Linked DNA regions of Mus musculus: all the other regions are linked to region 3. Evidence: chromatin loops called from intact Hi-C (ENCODE). Cell type or tissue: heart. All regions are shown on one strand.

Region 1 (5,000 bases), 400 kb before region 3:
CCTCTGAAGCTGTAAACCATTCCCAGTTAAATTTCTTTAAAACAGTTGCCTTGGTCATGGTTTTTGTTCACAGCAGTAAAACCCTGACTAAGACAGTGTTTGAGGGTACAGTTCACCATGGATGACTAGGGCATGGCAGAAGAAGCATGAGGCAGCTGGTCACATGGCATCCACAGTCACGAATCAGGGAAAGATGAACACCAGTGTTCAGTACACTTTGTCCACTTCAGAACCTATCCAGTGAGATGGTTCTGCCATAATTCAGTGTGCATCTTCCTTTTTCAAATAAGAGAACTTCCTCATAGTTATGCCCAGAGATATGTCTGTAAATCCAATTGAGTTGACAATTATGATTAACCTTCCATGAGAGATATTAAGGTTAAGGGAGCTGATGAGGGTGGGACTTTAGTCCTATTAAGAGTGGTATCTCTGTAAAAAGAGGGGACAGCAATAGGGATGCATGAACATAGAGGAGAGCCCTTGGAGGATACAATGAGAAGGCTGAGCTGTGAGGAGAAGGTCACACCCAGAAACAACCCCAACACACCTTGATGTGAGCCCCAATCTTCCAGTACCTGGATAGTAAGTTTTTGTTTTCCCTGTGATAGCAGAGATCCCTGGTACTGTCTATGCTACCCTCCAAATGCTGAGGGTGGTGGAACGAGCTGGATCATGCAGTTGTTGTGAGCATGTGCATTTTCTTATTCTGTGTTATGGAGCAGGCATGTAGGGTGGGGAGGGGGGATGTATTTGGATAAATATGTGTATATGGAGGCCAGAGGTCAACTTTGGGTGTAATTCCTCAGGTGCTATCTATCTATCTATCTATCTATCTATCTATCTATCTATCTATCTATCTATTTATCTATCTATCTATCTGCATACCACTATCCACAGGGATCCAAGGGGCTCTGGCCTGGCTGGAGTGATATCTGGTGGGACTGGCATGAATTTGGTGATTGGATATGTCATTATCTAACAAGCCAGAGGAAATAATGGTGTAATGAACATCAACCAATAGCTAAAATGGCAGGCAACCCTTGCATTGGCTGTGCTACCTCAGGGGTGGCAAGAACAAGTAACCCTAGCATTGGCTTTCCTGCCTCAGGGGTGGCAAGAATAGCATTGGCTGTCCCACCTCAGGGACAGTGAGAACAAGTCACCCTCACATTGGCAGTCCCTTCTCAGGGACTGGGAAAATAACTCCTGAGCAATCAGAAGGAGTCAGGTCTGGGTCTGGATCCCCAGCAACAATCAGGAATTTGCCTTGTTTTGATTTAGCATTTGTGTTAATGCATTCAAGTATGTCTGAGAATATGAAAATGGCACCTGGTGTGCTCTGAGAAAATGCTTCTGTGCTTCAGGAAGAGGCAATGAGGGGAGACAGGGGCTGAACCTCAGGCTTCATTGAAGATCATTGAGGATAAACACCTTTGGTTTCTAAGAATAAAACAAAGCCAATGGGAGGAAGCCAATACAGATGCACAGACTTTCTGACAGGTAACGTGCACCTTAAGGAAATCCTATCCACAGGAGTTTCTTTGGAGATATTTTTTGAACCAAACCAGGTCTTTATTACATAACTGTGCTTGTATGCAAATTCTTTACACATACTTGAGCATGCCCACACATGTGCATACACACACACATAACATGCATGTGCTCACATGCACATAAATCTAACTTCAAATGCTTTCATTCATAGGTTTAACTTTGCTGATATGTCAAGGCCGTCAAACGGTAGATATTGCTTTTGGAATTATGTCTGCCTGAGCAGAGCACATTCAGGCCATTCTGCAAGAGTACATGGAAGGCAACAATGTTATCTTCAAACTCCTTGAAGCAATTGCTCCACTCTAGGCCTGACACCAGCACCTTTTCCTTTGTGTAACTGACACCTGGCACCTCACATAGTTAGCTTATGACACAAGAACAAGCAAGGCAGGAAGGACCCTTCTCCTTGGAAGACCTGAGGATGACACATACATATGCTGAGAAAAGCCATTAGGTTACTTTAAACATATAATGTCTTAGGCACTTTCCTTGTTGTGGCCCAATAGCTGTCAAGGGAAGAGGATATTTGGGGGTCTTGGGTGTAATAATGCATTCCCTCATGGCAAGGAAGGGATGGAGCCAGGCATTTGAGTTAGTTGGTCATTTTGCGTTCATGTCAGTTATTAAGCAGGGCAGGTACTTTTCATAGGTAGCCTCCTTTGTACCTTTATTTTAGATAAAACTTCATAGTACAAACTGGGCATGCCCAGGCACATGCTTATAAACTGAGCATGCTTAGGAATGGCCTATCTCTATATGAATATGTCTACACAACCACCACCACCAACCCCACCACTCCCACCACCCCCACTACCCCTACCATCCCCACCACCCCCACCACGCCCACCAGCACCACCACCCCCAGGAAAATTGCCATGCTTAGTCAGTTCATAATATTGCTTTGGAAAGAACTCTCAGTATTCCTTGCCTCTGTAGGTAAGAAATCTTTCTCCATGCATCTTTATCCTGGTTGTGTTTATTTTGGCTTTGAACTCACTAAGATGTGAATTCACTGAGTTGGATTGTGTTTGTGGTCTGGAGACAAAGAGCAGACAGGAAGTGGGGCTCGGTGATAAGATCTCAAGCCCTCCCCCAAATGACTCACTTCCTCCAACCAGGCTCTATCTCCTAAAGCTTCTAGGACCTTCTAAAACAGTGCTTCAAGCTGGGGATCAAGCATTCTTTGGAGGATACTTCACATTCAAGACACAGCATGCAGCATTTCCTAGACTTGCATCAAATCTAATAAAGAGAGATAAAATGATTGTTTTTTTTATTTGCTTGTTAAAAAATATCCAGAACTTATCATCTTTTCATTTCATTTCTTTCTTTTGTTTTGCCTAACCCATTCAGCTTATGAAATTTTAGTCTATATTGTCCCTGTCACCTCTATTAGAAGTCATCACCCATGAAGAGATAACTGTCACACCGGCCATTTTCATTTCCTTGCTCATTTTACAAATACATGGGTGAATCTGACCGGTGTGGCTAAGATGTATTGTGAGTAAAGGAGAATTTACAGTAGTGTCTAGAGGACAAGTGGCTCCCTGACCCTCTATCCAGGGCTGAGAAATTCAAAACCCCCGAAAACCAAACCAAACCAAACCAAAAAACCAAAACAACATCAAAAAAACCAAACCAAACCAAAACCCTCAGCTTTACTGGTAAGTAAGTGGAAGGGGACCATACGGATCCGTGAACTCACTTTACACTGAAAATACACATTCTGGTTCAGCTAGGGTTATAAGCATTCAGTTGAGTTTTCAGGTGCACCAGGGAAACTCCATGGCCTGCAGAGCTCTCTTCGGACAGATTAATACATTACTAAATGCTCACTGGAGCTCTGCCAAGAGGGATATAAACAGCAAAAGGACTCACTCTATGAGTATCTGTCTTTTTGCCAAATCGTACACGGAAAATGTATTTAAGGGAAAAAAGTGATAGGAGGAGGATGTGTTTTTATTACATGTATGCTCATCAAATCCCAGCTCTGGAAAACCCATTAAAAACAACACGAAGTATTTAAAATCAGCAGCAATCACTTTGGTTAGTTACTGATTTACAAGATTAAAAACATTTTGAACTGAAGAGGAAGGTATATTAATAAACACTGGATCCTGGAACAATCCTCAATGATTAGTGTCAGGTCTTTCCAGAGTGGGGTTCATCCTTCAGGGAAGTGAGAAGGAGGTGTTAATATTTGAGGAGTCCCTAGAAACTGAGTGGAGTGCTTAACCCTTGAGTCCTTAAGATGACCAGTGCTAGGTTTTAGCTTGCTAAGCTCCTGTAAAGCCACGTCTCAAGCTCTGTTTACATCATGAGAACCTGCCTGGTCTGTAGGAGAGGTGTGCTCTATGTGCTCTGTCTGTTCAGTTTTGTCTCTTGGTGTAAAGTGTAAAGGTTGGTAGAGGCTCAGGAACCCCCATACCAAGTTCTCAGCACAAAGAGGATTTGTTTGACCCAGAAGGACAAAAAGCAGGGAATAAGAGACAGAGACAGGAGATAAAGGATGGGGAAGAAGGAAAGGGGACAAAGGAGAGGAGGCAGAGATATTTGTCCTGGAGTCAGAACAAAGGACGACTTCTGGATAGAGAGGAGGCAGACCTGGCCTGTAAGCAAATGGTGGCTTATAAAGGTACAACAGGAAATCCCATGTTACAATAAGGTTTTAAATTTTGATTAGGCATGCTAATTAGGGCAGACAACGGAGGCATTTATTGTTGGACTTCAATACTTTGATAGCTGAACCTGGGTAGTCAGCCTCAGCAGGAGGAAATGGTCAAATGAAGGTATAATCCTTCACGGCTAGCTTTAAGAATGTAATCAGTTGGCTTTTAGTAGGACAGAGGGAATAGAGAAGAAGGGCAAGGCCTGTTAGTGCCATGTTTGCCAAATTTGCCATGTTTGCCACACTCAGGCTGGCCAGAGTCCCTCCACTAGAAACTCTCAACACCATAGAACTTAGAGCAGGGACAAGTGCCCAGGCATGACTCAGCATATCCAGGTCTTACCCTCTGGAGTGCTCATCTATACTTGATTTGTCCTTATTTGTACTTATCCTGCTCTAAGATTTCAGAGGAAAAACAGCTGTATTTTCTCAGCAATGGAGCTTTGTTGGTCTATGTTGTAAATAGCTATGGCAACTCTGTAACAAACTCACATAGAAAGGGAAGACAGTAGGCTGTAGTCAACCTTCAAGAATAAATGCCTGAGTTGAGCATGTTCTTATGAGACAGAGGTAGAATCACGTGTGCAGGTTATCCTTAACTACACGGCAAACTTAAAGCCAGCCTGGATGATGTAAGACCCTATCTGAAACAAACAACAAACATAACTCAAACAACAACAAACAAATAAAGAACACAGCGCTTGAATAAACCATGCAGTTTCATGCCATGTAGGGTGCAGGACCAACAAAGCCTAACCTGTTGAGTGTTTCACACTGG
Region 2 (5,000 bases), 1.0 Mb before region 3:
GTTTTGGCCACCTGTGTGGCCTGTGATATTTCTGTGATGGTTCTGTATTGATGAGGGGCCTTTTTCCCCTTTGCTTTTTCTGATGTTCAGGTCTCAGGTGAGACCCTTGTGAGTGTTTCCAAGGTACTCTACCAACCCAGTAGTCTCTCCAGCACAAGCTAAGTCAGACTTTTTAAGTAGCTGAGAAACTATGTAGAGATTAAACTACTGGAGAGAAGTGTGGTTATTTTTACTACATCCAGCTGAAGAGATTGGTGGGCTGGGACATTTGAATTTCTTTTCATACGGGGCAGTATTTTTTATCTTCTCTAAGCTAAGCACATACTAGTTCCTAATTTTGATGATTTAGTCTTTACAATGCTGGGTGATGGAGCAGCCCCAAAACACACACACACACATGCTTGTTTTCTTCAAGAGTTACAATTTCCAAGTTGAGAAATGAAACTGTAATGTTGATATTCATTAGTTGAGCCCTCTGGTAAACATGTTTCTTGTCCTGTCCAATGCTCTCGGTTCAAAGAAGAAACTCATTAACTGGCCCTTTGTGCTTTAACTTTTACCTAGACAGAAGTATGGTGTGATGGCACTGTCATCCCCCTTAGATGTCTTGATTTGCCTGTGGGTGCTCACTCTGCCCCTGTTCCTCTAAAGAAACAATGGCCTTTGGCGTGCCAAGGTCTTCACTTCCCTCCTGCTTGCCTTGTCAGTCATGTGGTTTCTCCCTTGCAAATCTCTTTGCTCCAGTCATTCCTTCAGTGGGTGTTTGTTCAACTGGAGCCCCCCTCCCCCCACAAGCCTTCCTCACGCAGGCTCTGCCCCTTAGAGTACAGAGGCTTGGTTCCTCTTTTGTCCCTTGACAGATCCTTCCCCTCAGGATGACATCTGTGTTTCTGCCCACCACCCTCCTCTTGGCCACGTTACCAAAGTGAGTTTGCCGTGGCTTCTCCCAGTGTCCACGTAGACACAGCCCAGACAGTCACCATGCTTTACCTATCCATAGCATCCAGAGGTAGTGAAGCTGACAACTAAGAATAGCCATCACATACATATAAATTTTATTCGAGATTTGTGCGGTTATACAATTGATACTTCTTGACAACACTGCTTGTTATATAGCACCTGCCTGTGACAGGGAAGACTGAAGACATGTTACAGAGGAAAGGCCTGAGGGCTGAAGAGAGACGGAAAGTCTGTCTGTGTGAAGCCGTGGTCCTGCTTTGAAAGTGATGGAGGACACTGCCTTTCTTATCTAAGTGTTGGCCTGTGCGCTTCCTTGGGGACAGCCTCCTAATTGAACTCGGATGTGAGAGCTAAGCAGCTTGCACCATCAGCTGCCCCTGCCGATCTCTGTGTGTCCTAATGAGCTCTGCTGATTGAGAGCTGGTCCTGTTTAATCCTGGGAGAGCCCAGGAGTCTGTCTGAGCTTTGCTGAGCTGCTGTGACCCAGTTAAGTGAGGTTCTTAAAAGGACATGGGGGGGGGGTGGGAGGAAAAATCCAAAAATGTTGATGTAAGTCCAAGACACCTGTCAATTTTGTTCTCAAGGAAACATTAAATTATTCTTCATGTCTACAACTAAGTAAATTCCCTGCTTCCTTTGCAAATGGTATTTGAACAAAATATTTGATTGTGTTGGATAATTTGTGGACATTAGAATTGGGCCTAACAGTAAGCACTCTGTAGTGAAAACATTGTGATTTTTCTGAGAGCTTTTTTTCTTTAGATCCAGGGGTTTCTTCATTCTCGCTAGACTGTAAATGTATTGTTCTATCATCTATGGCTGCGAGCTGGGAAAGTTTCACCTGTATAGGCATTTGTTTGCTTTTTTCCTCACTAGAGGGACAGTATGATTTTGTGTCCGTTTACAGAAATTGCATATACTATAAATTCTAGCACACCATCAATATGCTTGGCATAAGATTTAGACTCTTGTGATCATTTTATTTAGTCAACACCCACCCCTCCCCAAGAAACACTTCTAATTCATATAGATATTTGATATGAAAACCATGTTGTGATTTTGAAATTCTTTCCTGTCTGCCTATGCATCTGCCACATGTGTGTGGGTAGATGCATGCAGGGGTCAGAAGAGGGGATTATATCACTGGGAATGGAGTTCCAGGTGGTTATGAGTGAGCACTATTAATCACTGAGCCATTTCTCCAGACCCTTAAATTATTTTCTAATTAAAAAAAAGTTATTTAACTTTATTTAATGTGTTTGGATGTTTTCCTTGCACAAAGTTTATGTGCCATTTGCATGCAGTGCTCAACTAGGCCAGAAGAGGGCAGCAGAGTCCCTGGAACTGGAGTCCCTCCTTAGCTGTCATGTGGATCTGGGAATTGAAACCAGGTCATCCAGGAGGGCATCCAGAGCTTTTCACTGCAGAGCCATCTTTCTTCCCTTGGAGTTATTTTCTGATAGAAAGGAAATACTGTTCATTATGATATTCCACAGAAGTGTTAATTGAATTGATTCCGATGTAAAAATGATCCCACACCAATTGTTGTTGTTTTTGTTTCCTAAGTGTCCATTACACATGTAAGCTATTTGCAAGCCCTTCCTCTTCCCTGTGGAATACAGTACAACTTATGGACAGAGTAGGGCTAATACGGACACACTCTTGGTATTGCTGTTGTTTGTGGTGAGATTTCATGTATCACAGGTTGACTTCCAACTCACGGTATAGCTGACGATGACCTTGAACGTCTGCTAAAATACCAGTACCCATAACATTTTGTTATTTGTTCCCCTTTTAGTGTGTGTGTTGCATGTATATATGTATGTCTGTAAGTGATAGGTTTATTTCTCTGCTGCCAGTGAAATGAGCCAATTCAAGCCAGATTGCATCGTATTAAAGGCAGGTGTACTGGGAAGTTACTCCCTGGCAAGTTCACTGGCTCTAAGGATTGAAGCCAGGGGAGTCACCATAGGGAGAGGGGAAAGAGAGAAAGGACTTGTGTGCAGAGAGAGAAGAGGAGGAGGAGAAGGAGGAAGAAGAGAGAGAGAGAGAGAGAGAGAATATGAATCGCAAAATGTCTGAATTATATAGAGTAGCGCTTCTGGGGAAGGTCAGCCTAGACCCTGGGTGGGAAAGTTCAAGGCTGGGGCAGGGCATGCCAGGTAGGGACTGTAGGGACTGAGGGACACTAGGAGAACCTTGGAGGCCAGGTCTGCTTTGATAAAACTTGTACCTTAGTCCCTTGTCCAGGGTCTAAAACCATGCAGTATGAATGCATTTGTGTAGGTATGTGTGCACGTGTATATGGAAGTCAGAGATTGATGTTGTGTCTTCCTTTCTTGCACACTCCTACACACACACACACACACACACTTACTTTATTTTACCCAGGCAGATGCATACTCTCACTTAACCAAGAACTGTTGGATCTGACTAGTCTAGTTGGCCAATCTGTCCAATGCATGGATCCTCTGTCAGCCTCCTGAGTGCTGGAATTGCAAACAAGCCACCAGGACAGTTTGACTTTCATGTGGGTTCAGAGAATACAGCCAGAGTCTTCATGCACTTTGCCCACTGAATCATCTCCCCGGTTCCACTCTGATACTTTTTCACTTTTAAATGATCTCCTGTATCTCTGGGTGACCTCGCAGTGGCTGTGGCATCTTCTGGTCCACCATCACCTCTTAAAGGTGTTTTAAAGATGTAGGTGGATTTTTTTTTCACATATGATCAACTCATAGTTTGAAAGTTGGACATTACTCGTGGGTGTGGAAATACAAACATCTCTCCCAAAGACCCGTCTCCCTCCTTCCCACAGGAAGGCACAGTTGGAGGCCGTGTGTTCTTTCAAATGGTACCATGCCTTCAGGAGCAAGTAGAGGGTGGCTTGTCGTGTTGTTTTTTGAAATAATACCTCGTAGGTAGCTCTGGCTGGTCTTGAACTCAGAAAGATTGGCCTTTGAAACTCAGTACCATTTGAGAAATGTTAAATATTCAGAATTTGCATGCATCAAATCAGACTTTTTATGGAAGAACTTTTTCAACTTTGACTTTCGATCCTTCTTGTACTTAAATCTCAGTCATTGGACTTTCTTCTCTCTTGAATCTAGAGTTGTGCTAACTGTCCCTAAACCTTCTCCCCCTTGCTGTCTGTTTCCATATTTAAATCACATAGGCTTGACATTTTTATTCTTCTTTTTACTAGAATTGTTCTGTTTCTCTTCCCCCCCCTCCCACCTCTGCTTGTTATTAGGGGTCATTTGTTTTGGGTGAGATTTGATGAAGAATAGATAAAGTTCTGGAGACCCGGGTGGGGCTCTTTAAAGTCCAACAGCTCTTCAAATTACACTTTTGGAAAAAGATGCAGAGGGCATCTGTGACTGTAACCCAGGGTTTTATACATGCTGAGAACACAGCCTGCAGCTTAGCTACACCCCATAGAGGTGTTTTTAATTAGGTCCTCAGTATTATTTTAGGTACATATATCCTATGTGAACAAATTAGAACACCTTCGATCCTCCTGTTATATCAATGCTGGGGTAAGGTGCTATTTTAATCTATTTTTGTGTTAACAGCATTTTTATCTGGAGACCTCAGACCATGCGTTATACAATTGCACGGAAAGTGCGTGTTTGGAGGAATTAAACATTAAGGACTGGCACCGTTGTCTTGCCAGCCGTGCACTCTGTGCTGTCTTGATACATAGATTCTTTAAAAAGGACTTCTCTCAAGGAAGGAAGAAGGTGGGATGCTCTTGGGACCTTGAGAATTTTGATGCAGGAATGGTAGAGTTGTCAATGTATTCCCTTTGTTATCTCCTGTGTGATTCCAGACACACACCGCCTACTCTTAGATTTTCATCACACACTGAAGAAGTACTGGGCAGTGAGTGACAATCCTCGGTCTGGAAGGTGGCCCAGCATCCCACACCCCAGAGTCTGAGGCAAAAGGATCAGGACTTTGGGGCTAGCCTTAGCTACAAAGGGAGAAAGACTCTTTCTCATACAAACAAACAGTTATCTGCCTTTATGTGGTGTCGG
Region 3 (5,000 bases):
GGAGTCCAGCAGTCCACATTATCTTATTACACTGTCACTTTCTCAGAAGTCACAGATTAAAGTGCTCTGGTATGGTACCAACCCCACCTCACTGTCTTCTGAAGTGACTATCTGTCGACTGTTTTATTTCTCTCTCCTAACAGATGCCATGGTGGCTACACAGAGCTGGAGTGACTTAATGAGCTGGGGGGTGGGGCTGAGGGGGTCACTCTCCAAGATTTCTGCACAAAACAAAATAATGCCAGAGCCTCTGCAGAATCACACCACTGAGCTGGCTAACGTCATTAGCTGAGATTCTGAGCGTTGGTTGCAACATTAGTTCTTCTTGAAGACCTAAAGCTTTTAAAAACCAATGGGAAGCGAATCTGTAGGACCAACCCACTCCAATCTAAGAAACAGCCAGAAACATCTAGCAATTGGAGAAAACAACATAATTTATATTGTCTTCTTTTTAATTTATGGGAAATGACTTCTGTAATGCATGTAGCTTTATGCATTTTTGATGTGCACTTCATCTTTCATTTCCATTTGACCTGGTTTTCCTGTAATAAAATTCCTTAGATTTATAAATTCATGCTGAGAGCAAAGAATGCCATTCTCTTTCCACAGGGAATCTATTAGATGTAATATTAAAATCTATATATACCATTACTGGATGTTTGTGATTGATAGGCTTATACATTTCAATATTTCATACCTGTACTTCCTACATAGTTTATGCACCAAATTTTTATTGCCTAAAATTAAGCATCAATAAATGGGGTGGCATTTGCAGGCTGTGGCTCTCCTGTGCGAAACCCATAATAGAGAGTGACAGTAGCGATCTATGCTGAATTGTAAACCAGCCCAGAGTCTGGTTTATTTAGCTATTAGAGAGTCACTCCAGCATTTGAGGTTTTGTAGTGGTGGTGGTTTGTTTTTCAGTAAAGGTTGAAAACTGGAGAGCTTTTCTTTCCTGGGATGTGAAGACATAGCTCACCATCTGTGATACCCAGACCTCAGTGGCCGAGGCTTCCCCTAACATTTAGTAATTAGAATTAATGCTGTGTGGCTATTTATTTTTCTTTCTGCCCCATTGCTTTGATCTGGTCTCCAAGGCTGAACAACTTGGATAAGTAAAGCCGAGTTCTTTCTGCATCACCAGCTGCACTTTGTTCTCTGCTGATTTGAGTCTCAAAAGCAGAGATAACTCAAAATCACTTAGATTTACAGGCAGATAAAACAACAACAAAAGGAGGTTAGGCTTCAGGCCAATCAAAGTCCTGGAAGACAGTCCCCACTGGTCAATGACACTGACCAGGCTTATCATCAAAAAGCCACTTGCAAGGAGTGGCACAGCATCTTTTAGGCACCTTCCACTTAGAGCGGTTCCTTAATGTGATTACACTTCTTGGAAGATAATTAAGTCTAGCAGGAGCTCCCAGGGGGCTGTGTTAACATCAATTGAGGGGGTTTAATGTTTTTAATGCTAGAAGACCTCTTTCTTTGGAAGGAAGTTTGGGTGTGAGGGAAAAGCATCTCAGATCACAGTAGGCTTTCTGTGGATGTGGTGCTCCTGCAGATTAAAGAGTGTTCCTTAGTGGTGTGGTGTACTTTGTGTCTAGGGTCACACGGAGGGTTTATGGGGGACACTTTGGAGTTCTCTTAACTGACAGAATGTTTGCTAATTGTCAATACACATGTAAAGCTAGAAGACTCAACTGGTTGCAGGGAAGAGATCTGCTAACATGTCATTTTTGTTGCAGACAAATGTGGCGGGACCATAAAAATCGAAAACCCAGGGTACCTCACATCTCCCGGTTACCCTCATTCTTACCATCCAAGTGAGAAGTGTGAATGGCTAATCCAAGCTCCGGAACCCTACCAGAGAATCATGATCAACTTCAACCCACATTTCGATTTGGAGGACAGAGACTGCAAGTAAGTGAGGGAGTTTGAACAGGGCGCCATAGCACCATCTAGTGGTCATGAGTATCCGTGCTGAGAAAGTAAATGAGCGGGTCCGGATGAGCTCAATTGTGAGTGGTGTGGAAATGAAGTTACAAGTGGCTGAGTTCACCCAATATGTCAGGCTGTGTTTAAATGTTTGTCCTCCTTCTGTTGACACGTTTGGTTTGGGAAATCTTTTGTTAAGAAATGTGTGGTGTGTGGTTCTTTCTGGAAAGGGTTTTGAGAAAAGGCTTGTGTTTTCTTAAGTATTGTGGGTCACCAGTATACATGATCTGCAGATGGTGGAGTCGGGTGTTTTTTAAACAAATCTGTGGCGCATTTAATGATTTTTAGAAGATTTCTCATGGCTGGGGACTATAGCTCTGTGGCAGGAGCTACTCCAGCACTCTGATCTGAAAGATTGTATCGAGTTTGACATGAAAAAAGCAAGTGAATTAAAGGGTTTGTTATTATCGCTATTTTGTTTGGTTGGTTGATTGTTTGATAATTTGTTTGCAACAGGGTCTCACTATGTAGCCCCAGATGTCCTGGAACTCATTTTGTTGTTCTGGGTGGCTTTGATCTTAGAGATCCACCTGTCTCTGCCTCCCAAGTGCAGACATTTGCTAGTGTGCTGAGCTTAAGCAAGAGTTTCAAATATTAGGTTAATTGTGGACATGTTTATGAATATGACTTTTTAAAATGCATAAATGCAATGAGAATTTAGGTGTGTATCGGGTTAGAGTCAATCTGCCTTACCTGTCTGTCTCTTTCAACTTGAAGTTACTAAATATTGGTCTATGAAAAGTTTCATTATCCCAGTAACATTTTACTGTAGAGACCATCTAAATGATGCCCATACACTTTAAATGGAAATCCTGGTTGTAGATGTGGTATTTCTGCTTTTGCATTGTATGAGGTGGACTTCATAGCTCAATGCTCTCCACATCCAGGACAACCTCTTAGTGTCTTGCCCACATGATCCCATATGATTTCACTCTGAAGTACTTTAAGGGAGTTAGGTCTCCAGTTTGAGCTTGAATAGTAATCTTGATGAAGACATGGGCCAATTCTTACTTTGAACTTAGCCGTGTTGGAGACATTTTGAATGGTGAAAGCTGCTCTGTTTCATACTTTTATTCTTTTGTAGAGAACAGAGTGATATGAAAACATTCCCACATGCACAAAGGATTCAGAAATCTGTTGATTTTGTAGTGTGGTGACAACCAGATTTCCATAGTCAGGCTATCAAGATTTCTACTTTATTCAGCTTTATTCATTGTCTAGTGAATTAACAGAAACCTATAGACAGAGGATGCATCTGTGAATGATTGACATACAGGCCTGCATTCTGATTCCAGTTTATTCAAGTCCCAGCATTGGGTTGACTTTTATTTTGTCTCCCCTCCCCCCCTTTGGAAGCAGAGGACTGAACCCAGGGCTCTACCTTGGGCTAAATCCCCAACCGCTAGATTGTAGAATTAATAGTGTTCCAGTGCCTTCTAGAAAACAGGGCATTGTTTCAAATATGTTGTTGTTTGGAAGTTCTGGGGGTCAAATCTAGGGCTTCATGCATGCTAGGTAAGGGCTCCATCACTGAGCCACACCAGACTTATTAATATTCTTTGTAGTGATTATTATAGTGCTAATAGTGTAAATAACTTTGAAACTGTGTTGTTGTATATCTTTTTACATCTTGACAATCTGCTATAGGAGATATTTTCAAGAAACTCTGGCAACACATGCTTCCCTTCAAAATAAAGTATTCTTAGATTTCAATAAGCTCACATTTACCGATTTCTGACCAGGAAAGTATGACCAGGTAACTGTGTGACAGAATGAAGTCCTCTGAGTAGTCCTAGTCATCAGAGGTGGTGTGGTAACAAACATTCATCAGCCATGCTGAGGAGGAAGCAGATCAGGTCCTGGATTGGGATTTTGCTCATTTTCATGTCTCAATCGTTCCACCTGTGGACATTTTCCAACTTCTTGTGTGACATCACCTCATATACACTTGCAAAAAAAAAAAAAAAAAGGAGGAGGGGAATGTGTATACAGCAATGGTTCTGAGAGCTGGCGCATGCTGAGCCCAGGACATCATGCAGTAGAAGCTTGGGAGCAATGCTAACTGATAAACTCTATGTGTAGATAGTGCTTTTATGTCTCCTCCCCCACACAGTATGTACACTAACACATGCATACACAGGCTGCCTCAAGAAACTGATGGTGGAAAATGATGTATGGGAAACTTTACATAGTTATTTGTCATGATACAGGGTAGGATGTGACAGGAAAGGAGGACCACCTATTTTGTTCATTTCCTTCTTTAAAAAAAAAAAAAGACAATCAGGGGCTGGCAAGATGGCTAAGTAATTGAAAGTACTTGCTGCTAAGCCTGAGTGACTGCATTCAATCCCTGGGAGACAAATGAATGAAAGAGGAAACCTATTGCTACAAGTTGTCCTCAGGCTTCCTCACATTCACTGTGGGACAGGGGCAGGCACACATGCACACACATACGTTGTACACACTTTAAGCTTTAAGAAAAGGTTGCTTCCATGAAGATTATGTGGTGGTGAGATTTGGGGAGGTTTGTTTATAAGTTTTGTTTGCTGTAGAATAAAATGATCTCTTAATCATCACAGTTCAGGCTCCGTGCCCTAGAAGAAGCCACCAGCATTTAAAAGCTGATTATTCACTCTGGTGAAGGCAGGAGTATTCTGCTCATGGGAAATGCCTTTGTGCCTCATTCTAAAGTGTAGCCACGTTACCTTTTTCACAATGAAAAACTTCAAAATGTTACAGGGAAAGCACCTTAAGAATGGCCTCCCTTCCCCCCATCTTTCCAGATCATACATGGCTTCTGGTCATTGTTACAATTAGTGCTGTTCATTGAGATGTGCTCAGAGGCACAGCCTCATCTGCAGGTGCTCATAATTCTCTGAGAAGGTGGAACACGCAGAGATTCTTAAAGAAATAGCCTGCATTGTTTCGTCTTCTGACTGTATGAGAGCATTTATGAAACTGAGTTCAGTACATCACCCATCACTTTCCCTGGAAGCACTATAGAC

The links. Peaks named below come from ENCODE experiments on the same cell type or tissue, not always from the same donor. Only the 100,000 strongest peaks of a DNase experiment are listed, where the experiment ranks them.
Region 1: it touches region 3 in a loop (2.8-fold over the local background); 3 of 42 quality-filtered maps call a loop at or near these places.
Region 2: a loop joins it to region 3, with 4 times the contacts of the local background. A loop is called at or near these places in 23 of 42 quality-filtered maps.

The regions. Positions count from the first base shown.
Region 1 is chr8:127,960,426-127,965,425 of GRCm38, forward strand. No RefSeq gene overlaps it. Among named protein-coding and RNA genes, the nearest start is that of Gm32590, 160 kb to the left of the region's middle. In heart, no CTCF peak of the experiment used is centred here; no DNase peak of the experiment used is centred here.
Region 2 is chr8:127,329,652-127,334,651 of GRCm38, forward strand. The region is part of intron 5 of Pard3 (par-3 family cell polarity regulator); the gene reads left to right. Among named protein-coding and RNA genes, the nearest start is that of Gm9909, 120 kb to the right of the region's middle. In heart, a CTCF peak has its summit at 2,280 (motif pointing right); a DNase peak (open chromatin) is centred at 1,310.
Region 3 is chr8:128,361,474-128,366,473 of GRCm38, forward strand. Nrp1 (neuropilin 1) reads left to right here. Exons shown (of 17, transcript NM_008737.2): 2 at 1,746-1,920. Among named protein-coding and RNA genes, the nearest start is that of Mir1903, 4.7 kb to the left of the region's middle. In heart, CTCF peaks have their summits at 1,959 (motif pointing left) and 2,163; DNase peaks (open chromatin) are centred at 208 and 1,958; H3K4me3 peaks cover 2,870 bases; H3K27ac peaks cover 1,388 bases.